Linked DNA regions of Mus musculus: regions 1 and 3 are each linked to region 2. A link is a contact called in ENCODE POLR2A ChIA-PET data. All regions are on one chromosome and are shown on one strand. Each heading gives the region's core, a stretch centred on a gene start or an enhancer-like site at or near the end of the contact. The rest is flanking DNA. Distances are from core to core; before and after follow the strand shown. Region 1 holds the start of Wdr47 (WD repeat domain 47). Region 2 holds the start of Psrc1 (proline/serine-rich coiled-coil 1). Region 3 holds the start of Taf13 (TATA-box binding protein associated factor 13).

The links. ChIA-PET counts read pairs that join two places held with the same protein, here RNA polymerase II (POLR2A).
Region 1: POLR2A ChIA-PET joins it to region 2 with 13 read pairs in embryonic stem cell. The contact joins the promoter of Wdr47 here to the promoter of Psrc1 in region 2. POLR2A ChIA-PET finds 5 or more read pairs at or near these places in 2 of 5 experiments (Patski and embryonic stem cell).
Region 3: POLR2A ChIA-PET joins it to region 2 with 13 read pairs in embryonic stem cell. The contact joins the promoter of Taf13 here to the promoter of Psrc1 in region 2. POLR2A ChIA-PET finds 5 or more read pairs at or near these places in 3 of 5 experiments (Patski and embryonic stem cell).

The regions. Positions count from the first base shown.
Region 1 is chr3:108,589,476-108,593,724 of GRCm38, forward strand. Wdr47 (WD repeat domain 47) reads left to right here and starts at 1,803. Exons shown (of 15, transcript NM_181400.3): 1 at 1,803-2,122.
Region 2 is chr3:108,381,932-108,386,436 of GRCm38, forward strand. It overlaps Psrc1 (proline/serine-rich coiled-coil 1), which reads left to right and starts at 1,907. Exons shown (of 8, transcript NM_019976.3): 1 at 1,907-1,995; 2 at 2,305-2,354; 3 at 2,443-2,500; 4 at 3,039-3,477; 5 at 4,362-4,476. The coding sequence starts at 2,336. Gm12522 (predicted gene 12522) reads right to left here and starts at 1,810. Exons shown (of 3, transcript NR_040560.1): 1 at 1,356-1,810; 2 at 540-865.
Region 3 is chr3:108,569,054-108,573,438 of GRCm38, forward strand. Taf13 (TATA-box binding protein associated factor 13) reads left to right here and starts at 2,646. Exons shown (of 4, transcript NM_025444.2): 1 at 2,646-2,695; 2 at 3,827-3,905. The coding sequence starts at 2,669.

The DNA.
Region 1 (4,249 bases), core at 553-3,052, 210 kb after region 2:
TATTCATTAAGGCAACGTTTCTCCTTGACAGAGTTTGACAGTTAGTCAGCTTGTGTCCCTCACTCCCATGATCCATCTCTGCTTCTGAAGCTCCGGGTTTACAGGTGGCCACCAGCCTTGAATAACTACTGATGATCCAAACCCTGTTCTTCATGACTGCATGGCAAGCACTAACCACAGACCCATCTCTGCAGTCCCATCTTATTTTGAGACAGACTCTTACTATGTAGCTGGGCTCAGACTGGCCTCCAATCTGCAATACTCTTTATCCTGCTGGAATTACAGGCATGCACCAACATACTTGGTCTTTAAAGTATTGTATTTATTTATTGGATATGTTATGTGCATACACAATGCTGTGACTCACCTGGCCATTTATCTTGAACTGGATTTTTTGTCTGTTTGTTTTTGAGGTCCCAGCCTTTGCTGGCTGGAACTCATTATGTAAACCAGGCCAGGTAAATCTCTCATAAGTCTACCTCTGCCTCCTGAGTTCTGGATTCTTTATGCTAAGGTTCCTGGAGGTTCAGCTCCTTGAGCAGTACGTATCTGGGGGAATACTACTACACAAATGTGTAGGAGTGAGGTTACTACTGTAAATAAAAGGGCAGTTCAAAACAGCAGCCTTGTTAAGTGCTTCAAGATAGGATTAGCTTTACACATGGAGAGCCTGGAAGGGGATGGTTTTCATGGAGGGAGATGGAGTACGGAAAAGGGCAAGGAAGGAGTATTTATTTCACTTAAGCTTTATTAGTTAATCGTTGGAGTAGAATTAAGAGTCAAACCCAGTGCACAGAAGACATTTGGAAGTGTCAGACAGGTTGTCCTAGCTACTTTTTTTATTGATGTGATGAAACACCACGACCAAGGCAACTTATAAAAGACAGCATTTAATTTTTAGCTCAGGGTTCCAGAGGGTTAGTTCATGACGGTCTTGGCAGTGAATGTGCCAGCAGACAGGGAGGCCTGATGCTGGAGCAGTTGCTAACAGCTTACACGTGATCCACAAGCACCAGACATAAAACGAAGAAAAGGCTGGCTTGGGACTGGAGAGATGGCTCAGCGGTTAAGAACACTGACTGCTCTATTTGGAGGTCCTGAGTTCAAATCCTGACAACCACATGGTGGCTCACAACCATCCATAGTGAGATCTGATGCCCTCTTCTGGGGTGTCTGGCGACAGCTACAGTGTACTTACATATAATAAATAAATCTTACAAAAAAAAAAAAAAGCCAGAAAGGACTGGCTCTTGAAACCTCCAAGACCACCCTCAGTGACATCTCTTCCAACTTGTTCACACCTAATCCAGTGGTTCTCAACCTTCCTAATGCTGCGACTCTTTAATACAGTTGCTCATCTTTTGGTGGCCTCCTCACCCCCAGCCATAAAATTATTTTCGTTGCTACTTCAGACCAGTTGGTTACTGCTATGAATTGAAATTATATGATATGTTACCCTCCTAGGAGGTGTTGGGACCCATACGTTGAGAACTGCTATCCTTATCTTTTCCTGTCAGTCCAGTAACTGGGGACAAGCATTCAAATGCATGAGTATGGGGGCAATTCTCATTCAAACTACCACACCTGTCCACGCTATTTTGGGACATAACATAGCGTCACCCGAAGGTTCTGGGCCTACATTCTCCTTACAGTCATCTCCTAAACCATAAGAGCAGAGAAGGCGAGGGCCAGGAGCCTCCAGGCGTCAGTCTTAGATTCTGCCCGCCCCCGTGTTAGGCCCCGCCTCTAGGCCCCGCCCTACCCTCCTGGGCTGGCCCAGCCGACTCTTCTGCTCAGGCACCTGCCTAGCCGCCTCGCGAGGAGGGGTCCTGAGGCGGCTCCAGGGACGAGCAGTGATTGGCTGCAGCTGGCGGCTGGAGCTCCGTTCCAGCGGCGCTTGACAACCGCAGTCCGCGGAGCGGAGCGGTCGGAGGCGGGATCGGGGCGGACGCGAGCAGGACCGGCTGACGAGCTGATGGATTGACGTGCGGGCTGCTTAGCCCAGACCGCCGCCCTCGCGCTCGCGCCTTAGACTGGAATTGGCTGTCTCGGGGCTCTGGCCGCCGGCCTCTCCTCCGCGTTTTCCTCCACCGCTTCTGCCGGCTCCGCCCGGAGCTCTCAGGTGAGCGGATTCCAGGAGGCGGGGGCGGGCCGCCGTGCACCGTGGGTTGCCATGGTCACCCGTCGCCACCTGTCACTAGCCTGATGCGGCGCAGACCCCACAGCCCCTTGGGCGGCGTTCGCAGCCGGGAGGAGTGTCTTGGGTAGGCTTTGGTGGCGACTGCGAGAAGATGGGATGCGGGCGAGGCCCGGGTGTCTCGGGGACAGGACCTGGGACCCGCCAGGCAATCTATCCAGGCCGCCACTGCTGGACCACACCTTCCCCTACTTGCCAGTCTGATTCGGGCGGCTGGGCGATGCCCCTCGCCCTGGTATGGAGTATCCACCTCGCCGCTGCTGAGGGGCGCGAGGAGGGCTGACTGGGCTGCATCTGCCTCGCCCCTCTATTGGGCTGGGGCGAGACTGAGGGCTGCGCGCTGGTCCCTTTCCCTGCTCGCCTTGGCCGGCGAATGGGTAGGGAGTGGCGGGGTTGAGGGTTTGTGGGGGATCCGGGTTTGCCCTTTCTGACGCCAGGCCAGTGGCTGTTAGGAGCAGTCCTGTGGGGTCTGGGAGGGTGGGGACAGGGGCATCGACTGAATTTCGAACGTGATTTGTTCCCGGGGACGCCTGCGTAAGACACCGGAGGTTATGGAACTCAGAGGGTTAAGCTGCTTAGCTGTATTGGGGAGAAAAAGATTGGGGCTCTAGCTCTGGGACGACGCCTTTGGCAAAGGGGTAGGAACCAAGTAGGCAGCGGCAGTATTTGACCTGATGATTTCCCCCCTGTACATCCAGACATGCAGCTAGTAACTACGAAGGGTGTCGTCTGAGGGGAGCTTTTTTTTTTTTTTTTTTTTTTTGGCAACTTGGTTCTCACTGCATAATGAGAGGAGAAGTCTTTGTTCCACCCAGATTCATCGGTTGAAATCCTGACACTTAGTTTCCCCCCTTTGTTGTAGAGAGTTCATAGAATGCTATAAAAAGTTAATGGCACAGGAATTAACATACAGGTTTAAAAGGGCTGTAAATCTTTTTCACAGATAATACCACTTCTTTTTTTTGGGGGGGGGTCTCAAGTGTTGGCATATGTTATGTTAGCATTTTACTAGAAAGGAGAAACGCCTAGCAGTCGAATTTTCTTTATATGGCACATTCTGGAGGTCTTATTTAGGTGGGAGATATAACGAATCATTGTGCATTAAGGTTTGGAGGAGGGGGAGGAACATTGCTTCCAACAACAAAGTAACACGTAAATGGGAAAGACAAGGAAATAATCCATAACAGTATATGTAAGGCAAACAACCAGATCATGAACTTGAATTGGGCTGCCATTACTGAGTGTGTGTGTGTGTGTGTGTGTGTGTGAGAGAGAGAGAGAGAGAGAGAGAGAGAGAGATTTAACTTATTTCCCACCTTGCCACTTTTCTAGGTTTTTTTTTTTTTTTGTGAAAATCAGTAGTAGGAATGTATCATAAGAGAGCAAGAGTGCTAATCAGTGTTTGCAGTTACATAATTGTGCAGTTTCTTTCTGTTTGTCAAATAGTTTGTTATTGAATGGACACCGTATGACTTGTTTAGTATATGCTACAGTTTGAAAAGCAAATAAGAAATATGTCAAAATAAGAAAAATGTCCAATTTTCCTTGGTAGGTCAGTTGCCTGAAAATCAGATTGCCTGGATGGAAGCTTCTCTTTGCTTCTGTAATTACAGTCTTGGAAGAGATATTTATCCTACCATTGACCTTGTTTTCTTATTCTGTGAAATAGGGATAATGCCTGGTGTTGTTTTAGTCTGAGAGTGGACTGTGATGTTGAATAAATCAGTTCAGTTGCAAGTGCTTTGGAAAATATTAAGGAATCTGTTGACTACCTTTTACCAGAGGGGAACACTGAGAGGGAGTATTATCATTTTCTGTGTAATCTTTTTAACATTTCTAGATTCAAGACCTTTTTTATTACAGTGGCCTTAAAAGGCTTATGAGAAAAATGGAGGCGTTTCCTCATTCTCAGTAGAGGGTTTGCTTCAGTTGTGGTGATGTGGGGAAGGAGGGTTTTGCTTTTGTATATGAGTTAGTGATACTTTCTTGCAAATAAGGCTACTGCTAATAACTGAGGAGTTATATTTGGCACTAGATAATCCTCACTGCAGG
Region 2 (4,505 bases), core at 657-3,156:
ACCAGACACTCTGGGTTGGAAAAAATGAGCTTAAAAGAGAAAATATTTCAGGATTTGGGGGGGGGGGGCGAATATCAGGCCACTTTTTTTTTCCTTTGAGAAGAAAAGGGATGTTGATTGGCTCAGGAAAATCCAAAGGCTTTTTTTCTTCAAACCAAAGAGATCTACTTTCACTTTGACGCTGAAACTACTCTGCCTCTTTCTCACTGAAGTTCTGGGAGAGTACAGCTTCCACGTGATGATAGCTACCATATGTCGTAAATTAGCTCCTTACCCAACTAAAGCCTTACTACTTCCAAGCCAGCCTTGGGAAAACTGAGAAGACAATTAGCCAATCTATTGTCCTTAGGGAACACCGGTTTGAAATTGTTAGATAAAGCCAGGTTTGGTGGCTGCTGCTAAAATGTCTTCCCTGGGAGAGACATAAACCACCTTGTCTACACCTTCTCTTACCTCCCCAAAGTCAAACAACAGGAGGAATCCCCCACCCAGAGTTTATGCAGAGGAACCAATGAACTCGATAAGATAAGCTTACTTACAGAGCAGTGGGTTAGGGGTGTAGGCACGGATGACCTTGAAGCAGCTCTGGTGACTTCCCTAAGGAGACTTCCCCTTGCCTCTTCCCACTTCTATCCTCTAGCCCCTTCCCCCAAACCATCTGCAGTTAGGACAGAATTGCATACAGCTGGTTGAGAGGGACGGCTGCATACTCAGGTGAAGGTCCCGTGACCTTCTGTCCCACCTCCTCCTTCTATGACGGAAGGTAAACCGTCCACAGGCCCAGCTGTGATGGTCTTTCCGAAGCAGGCGCAACAGAACTCCTGAAGATGCTTGCAGATGTTTGCAGATGTCTCAGAGGATGGTCCTAGAGTAGAGTGGCACAGGCCTTTAGTCCCAGCACTTGGGAGGTAGGGGCAGGAGGGTCGGGACTTCAAGGTCATCCTTGGCTATATGGTGAATTCAAAGGCCAGCATGAGCTACACTAGTCTCTGTCTCAGAAAATAGCAAAAAACAAAGGGAAAAGAAACAGATGGTGTGTGTGTGTGTGTGTGTGTGTGTATCAGTGAATGGAGAGGAGTGGTCTGGTCATAGCCAGTCAACAACATTCACAACAGCAAAGGCTTCTTTCCAACCTGAAGCAAGCCTAGGGTAGAAGGTGGTAGTGACTGTGCTCTAAGGATGCGCCAGACCATGCTATTTGCTGAACTTTTACAGGCCCACCATTAAAGTGCACACATCTCCAGCATCCTGGCGAAGAAATAAATTCTTCACACGAACAAGATCTTTAGCAATAGGTAATCCTTTTGCACTTAGGGAGCACAGCTCTGACATCTTTTATTATTATTACTACTTACTGTTTGCCTGGAAGAATGACTTCTTTGTTATTTATTTAAACTCTTAAATAGCTGCTCATACTCATCGTTTGGGGGTTGGGGTTGAAGCAGGAAGAAAAAAATGCCAGATATCTCAGAGAAGTGGCCTTATGCTAAATGAAGAAATCTTGTGGCTCCAGTGCTGGAGAGATGGTCTATTTGGTGGTCTCTGCAAGTACGCGAGAAACCCAGCAAGGAAACCCAGTCTCAGATGCTGGAATCCAGGAGGTGGGGGAAGAGGCGGGGCTCCAAGCCTACATTGGTTCGACAGTTCTCCCCTTGTCTGACTCGCGGTTAGAAGGAGGCGCTCCGGTACACGCCACCGCGCACTCACGGCTCCTCCCGCCGTTCCGCTGTAGCCCCCTACCCTTTTTGGGAAGTGCCCTTTGGTCCAAGGGACAATCTTCTCCGGCTGACATCCCGACTGCTCCCGACTCAGCCCTGCCCCCTTGGACTCACCAATCGCTGTGCGTTTGTGGCGGGACTGGGTGGAGCCTAAGAAATTCGAACGAAGCTCCGCCCCTCGGGAGCCCTTTCCCGGGAACTGGGAGATTGTAGAAGAAAAGCTTCCTGCGTAGACTGTGAAGCGAGGTGGGGAGTGGAAACCGAGTGTGCGCTGGAGGTGTGGCGGGGATGTGGTGCCGCGGAGTGGAAAATGGGTGGGGTAGGGGGGGAGCGAAATTTCGGATAATAGTAAGGATGGAGGTGAAGACTGACCGACTGAGGAGAGGCCAGGGCGCAAGTTGGCGGATTGCACATCAGGTGTCGAGCTTTCTGCACCTTTCCCTAATATAACGGACTAGTTTCAGGGACACGTGCTGATCCTGCTTTACCACCACCATGCCTCTTCACCCCAGCTAATGCACTCCGAGTCTTGATGGGGCCCTAAGGCAGGATGATAGACACCTGAGGTAGGCATGTTTTCTTTCAGGTCTAAGCCGACTCGCTTATGCTGGCTGAGCATGGAGGATCTGAAAGAGGGTAAGGAAGCCATGGAGGGAGGAACGGGCCCCTGAGAGTCTGTCTGTCAAGAACTGATAGCTGGCATTTATTCTTCTCATCCCTTCAGATATCAAGTTCATTGTGGACGAGACCTTGGACTTCGGAGGGCTGTCTCCATCTGACAGGTACCAGCCTATTTATCCATTTATTATTTTCCTCCGGCAATACATCTGTAACCCTTTACTGCTAACTTATGGGCCTCTAGAACCGTGGTTGGTAATCTAGCAGAGTATGGTACCCTCTGATGGCAGTAGTCTGGTAGAATTGGGCCTCTAGAACACATGCTGGTGAGAACAGAGAAGCTGTAGGGAAATTTAGGGGTAAATGTAAATGAAAGATGAATGTCCCTGGGCATGTTGAGGCATGCCCTGCAAACCACCCCCACACTCCTAGGATAGACTAGAGTGCAGAGAGGGGGAGGGAGAGAGGGAAAGAGAGACAGAGAGAGAGAGAGAGAAGGCAGGAGGGATTTTGAATTTGAGATCATTCTGTGCTATAGAGTTGAGACATTGTCTCAGAAAATGGGAGTAGAACTAAGTTTTCCTCACCTAAAAGCAGTTCTCATGGCCAAAATGGAGTCAGGGTTGGGGATTGTCCCCGACTCGCCGACAGGAATGCCTTCTGCTAGCTGTTGTCCAGCATGGTGCCATATTTGTTTTTCAGTCATGAGGAAGAAGACATAACAGTATTAGTGAGTCCAGAGAAACCACTTCGACGGGGCCTCGCCCATCGGAGTAACCCAAATGAAGTAGCTCCCGCCCTCCAGGGTGTGCGGTTTAGCTTGGGCCCGCTCAGCCCAGAGAAGCTGGAAGAGATTCTTGATGAAGCCAACCGCCTGGCGGCTCAGCTGGAGGAGTGTGCCCTGAAAGATCGGGAGAGGGCTGGTACAGGCCCTGGAAGGCCCAGCCCCAGAGGGAAACCCAGTCCTCGGCGGGAGACCTTCGTCCTGAAGGATAGCCCTGTCCGAGATCTGCTGCCCACCGTGAGTTCTTGGAGCACCCCACCTCCAAGCAGCCTAGCTGGGCTCCGGAGCAGTGATAAAAAGGGGTCAGCCAGGGCTGTCCGGGTGGCATCCGGAAAGAAGCCCTCCAGCATAAAGAAGGTGAGTGTGGAGAGTGGACATGCGTGCGTACACCTAGACAAGGTGCAGGAGACACTGAAGGCGTAGTGTCATTCCCATACAGGGCAGAGGAACACAGTTAATTATCCCCTGGAATTTTTAGGATTAAGCAAATTGGGTTGGAGACCTGGCCAGGTGGCTAGAGTTTGCCCAGCCTAAACAAAGCCCTGGGTTGGATTCTTCAGCATCACAGGAATGGATGTGGCAAATGTAAATTCAAGGTCAGTCCCAGGGGGCTATATGCTGAGCTTGAGACCAACCTGGGCTACTTGACTCCCTCATTTAAAACAAAACATAATAATAATAATAACAATAATAATAATAATAATAAGTTGGTGAGATGGCTCCGTGAGTAACAGCACTTTCCATCAGGGATGATGAAGCTGAGTTCAAGCCTTGTGACCTACATGTGAGGACTGTTGTCTACGTGATGAGCACACTCCCACATGCTGTCCTCTGACTTACACATGCATGTTGCCACATATGTGTATGTCACATACAGTAAAGAAATAAATATAAAGTGACTTTAAAAAAAGGAAAGTAGCCGGGTGGCAGTGGTGGCGCACGCCATTAATCCCAGCACTCTAGAGGCAGAGGCAGCCGAATCTCTGAGTTTGAGGCCAGCCTGATCTACAGAGTGAGTTCCAGGACAGCCAGGGCTACACAGAGAGACCCTGCTTTGAAAGAGGGGGGAGGAGGAAGGAAGGAAAGAAGGAAGGAAGGTAGGTAGGTAGGTAGATCTTGCTGGCTGATATCTTCCTTATAGGTTCTAGACAACGCCCTACCTACTATCTCCTCTCCTTAAGGCAGCAGAACACAGACTGCCTCCACTCTGGTCTTTTTTTTCCTTCCTTGTTCTGTTTCAGGAATCACCCACTTGCAATCTGTTCCCTGCATCCAAAAGCCCGGGGCGCTCTCCTCTTGCACAACCAATTCTTCCACCTCGGCGGAAAACTGGGTTCGGTGCCCGGACAACAGCAAGTGAGACCCAGGCAGCAGAGATGTGGGCG
Region 3 (4,385 bases), core at 1,396-3,895, 190 kb after region 2:
TGGAAGGAAGGAACCAATCCCTGCAAATTGTCATTTACCCAGGCACCTCGGGCGGGACAGATGTACAGATGCACACAACAGACAGCAAAGGAACAAACAAGTGAATGTAAAAAACTTGAAAATCTGTTACGTAAATAGCTGAGTGTGGTCATATACATAGAACCGGACTGTCAGAATTTGTGAGGAAGATATGGCACACTTTTCCTGGGGAGGCAACTTACACACATACACACACACACTTATGCAGGCACACATATCTATTAGGTCAGAAAGGGAGCCAAGAACAAACCCAAGTAACAACTGCACCAACGGCTTACCTGGTAACCTGATGTAACTTTGTTGGGATTACTAACAGTAATGGGTGAGGGCTCACATATGAGGGATGGAGATGACTCAAAAGCAACTGCATCACCGCAAAGCCCACTGCAACACAGATGATATAACGCACAAAACCTGCGCCCCTGCCGCTCCGTATGCGCTGGCAGGGAGCTGGACTGGCTGTGACTCCCTGAGTTGTTTTTTTTGTTGTTTTTTTTTTTTTAAGATTTATTTATTACATGTAAGTACACTGTAGCTGTCTTCAGACACTCCAGAAGAGGGAGTCAGATCTCGTTGCAGATGGTTGTGAGCCACCATGTGGTTGCTGGGATTTGAACTCTGGACCTTTGGAAGAGCAGTCGGGTGCTCTTACCCACTGAGCCATCTCACCAGCCCTTCCCTGAGTTGTTAATGACTCTGTTTTAAGTTGCTGGGGTCAGGCTCTCAAAAATCACGTGTTTCTGTCCTCCAGATATGTGAGACATGAGCCTCTCTCTCCCTCCTGTGTGGGATATTTCAATCCAGAGAAAATTGGCAAATGACAGTATAGCTAATGATTGTCAGCCATTGCTACTCTGTTTTCTAAAGGTCCTCATTTTGGTTAATTTCTGTGGGTCCTTGCCCTCTGAGCCCTGTCCACCCTCAGCAATGGCTGGCTATGAGATGTTTTTTCTGTCATTTGACATCTTTCCTCCAACTCTAAACTAGACTCCGGAGTCCACGCTAAACTTGTAGAGGAAGCACAGGGCTGTTCACTCTGCTTTGTGCCTGTTCTGCTCATTTGTTTTTCCCAGTTTCCATTTTGGAGTTTGAGTTAAGAGGGTTGAATTATCCATGCTTCATAGTTTATACGCTGATAGCGTAAGTGTCTATAGTCCTTTCCTTTTTACTTATACATATTTATACATATTTATTTATGCCCTATTTCCACCTTTTCTGTGTTGCCATCTTTCTGATATATTTAATGTCTCTGCTTTTTGTTTATTTGTTTGTTTGGTTTGGTTTTTCGAGACAGGGTTTCTCTGTGTAGCCTTGGCTGTCCTAGAACTCACTCTGTAGACCAGGCTGGCCTTGAACTCAGAAATCCGCCTGCCTCTGCCTCCCAAGTGCTGGGACAAAAAGCATGGACCACCACTGCCGAGCTTTGGTTTTCTTGTTTTGACTATGTAGCCCTGGCTGGCCTCTAACTCAAAGAGATCTTCTGGCTTCTGCCTCCCAAGGCAGGGATTAAAGGCGAGTGCCACTACACTTAGCTCTTTCATAATTTTAAAATATTTTCTTATTATTGTGTATGGAAGCCAGAGGACAACCTTGCAGACTCTGTCTTCTCACCTTTCACTTTTTATACAGGTCCCAGGGATTGAACCTGAGCCTTAGGCTTATTCCGCTAGAGCTTTTATTGACTGAACCATTTCTCTAGCACATCTTTTGTAATTTAAAAAAAAAAAAAAGAAGAAGAAGCAAAAAACGGCCGGGCAGTGGTGGCGCACGCCTTTAGTCCCACCACTTGGGAGGCAGAGGCAAGCGGATTTCTGAGAACGAGGCCGGCCTGATCTACAGAGTGAGTTCCAGGATAGCCAGGGCTACACAGAGATACCCTGTCTTGAAAAAACCAAAAAAAAAAAAAAAAAAAAGCGCAAAACAACCTTCCAACCCAAACTACATATATATATTGCGTATTAACGGAGGCAGGAAAGATTGCTCCGTGGTTAAGAGTATTGGCTGCTTTTCAAGAGACTTGAGTTTGATTCCTAGCCCCTATATAGCGGTTCACAATCGTCTATCTCTAGTTCCAGGAAATCGGTTGCTCTATTTTGGCTTCTTTGGTGCTGCACACACATGGTACACATACTTGCCGGCAAAACACCTATTTACATAAAAGAAAGTAGATATATAATTATATAATAATATAGATACTATATATAATATCATGGGGCTTGTGTACTTGAGTGGATCAGCCCCAGAGGCAAAAAGTCATCCTATTTTTACAGGCATTTGTGAGCCTCCGTAAGTATGCACAAATTTATCACTTATGTTTTCTGAGACATGGGCTCATGAAACTTGAGCTGATCTCGAACTCGAAGCCCTCTTGCCTCTGCCTGCCAAGTGCAGAGATTTCCCGGCGTAGTATACCACGCCTGGCTTCTTTGTAATTTTTAATTCCTCCTTCAGGATTCCACACGTAAGAGCACGTCACTGACTTCCAGCCAATCCCAAGGCCGGGGTTGGGTAGGAGAATGAACGCGCACGCCTCTCTGCGCAACGCTGGCCAGGCCGGAAGTGACGTACGTATCTTATAAAACTCGCCAGCCGCCGGTGGGCGGGTTCAGAAGGCTGGCGAGCAGCTAGCATGGCAGATGAGGAGGAAGACCCCACCGTGAGTGAGCGCCTGTCTCAGCCTGGTTCCTCACTCCTTTCGGATCACTAGCGGAGGCAGAGTCTGACCCGCTTGTGCCTTAGGGATTCCCGCCGAGAGTCCGGGGGCTCCGCGGTGTTTTCCTTTTTTGGTTTACCTTAGTCAGTGCGTGGGACAAGACGGGAAGGAAGAGTAGAAAGGGTCTCTCTTTGACCTGGATCTTCCCGACACTAAGACATCTAGAGGGTCATAGGAGATCAAAGCTGATTAAAGCGGAACCAGCAGCCCAGATGCTGACAAAACTAGTGAAGATAGCGGAGAAACGATGAACTAAAGACAGGAAGCTTGGGATCCAAATTCTCCTTTGGCATCGGTTTTCTTGTGAGGTAGAGTCCAGCCCAGTTAAGGAAAGTTCTTAGCCCTTTATCAGTTGCTTCCGATGACAGCAGAGAGTAGATTTTAAACTACCAGGTTTTTACAGTAGTCTTGCTTAGCAGTGTGACAACTAAATTGGCTAAAACCAAACCCAGAACCTGAGGTCGTTAGAACTTTACACACGCACGGTTGTAAGGTTGTTAGCAGCCGTAATAAAAGCCTTCTTGCACGACTTGAGAATTGGACTAGGGCTTATGAGCCCTTTGGTGCTAAATTTTCGTGGTTTTGTGCAGTTTGCTTTAGCTTCTCACTTTCGAAAATGAAAAAGGGTCACTGGGCGTGGTGGCGCACACCTTTAATCCCAGCACTCAGGAGCAGAGGCAAGCGGATCTCCGTGAGTTCAGGCAGACACGGGCACATAGTGAGACCACTTTGTCTCAAAAAAAAAAAAAAAAAAAGTGTAGAGAGATAGCTTTAGTGCTTAGGAGCATTTGCTGTCACATCTGGCAACCTACAGCGATTAGACCTAGTTTGGCCTCTATGGGCAACAGCAGGCACATTTATGTAGGCACACAATACACATAAATAATAAATGCCTTTAAAAAAAAAGATGAAAAGAGTGCAGGAGGTGTAGCTCAGTGGTCAAGCATCTGTTTAGCATCGTGAGCTCGTGGGTTCAATTCACAGCACTCCACAAAGAGGGCGAGCAGGAGGAGACTCGAGGGAATATCACGTGCACTGCAATCATTTGCCATGTCCGTGTTTTAAAATTTCTAGTTTGAGGAGGAGAATGAAGAAATTGGAGGAGGAGCGGAAGGTGGCCAGGGGAAGAGAAAGAGACTTTTCTCGAAAGAATGTAAGTTGTACTTTCTAGTGTTTTTATTACAGGTGGTGAAAGCTTTTGAACATGTCTTTTCAGAGTATATTGTTCTGCATATGTTTGTTTATAGGGACAGTGTTCTCAGAGTTGCCTATAAGGTTGCCTGTTTTTATTCTTGGTGTTTGTTTGTTTGTTTGTTTGTTTTAAAGATAGGCTCTGTATAGCCAAGGCTATACTGGTGCTTACTGTTTAGCCCATGCTAGCCTTGGTTTGGTGGTAGTCCTGCTTTAGCCTCTCAAGTCCTGGGATTGCAGGTGTGCATCCCATGGTCAGTATAAGTCTCTCTCATGTCTACTAATTCTCTCTGTGTGACATAAAATAATGAATGTGATCACCTCTGCCCTCCTCCTTGAGGCAGGGTTTTTTTGTTTTGTTTGTTTTTGTTTTTCTTTTCCTTTTTTGAGGCTTGGTTTTTCTGTGTAGCCCTGGCTGTCCTAGAACTCTTTCTGGAGTTTA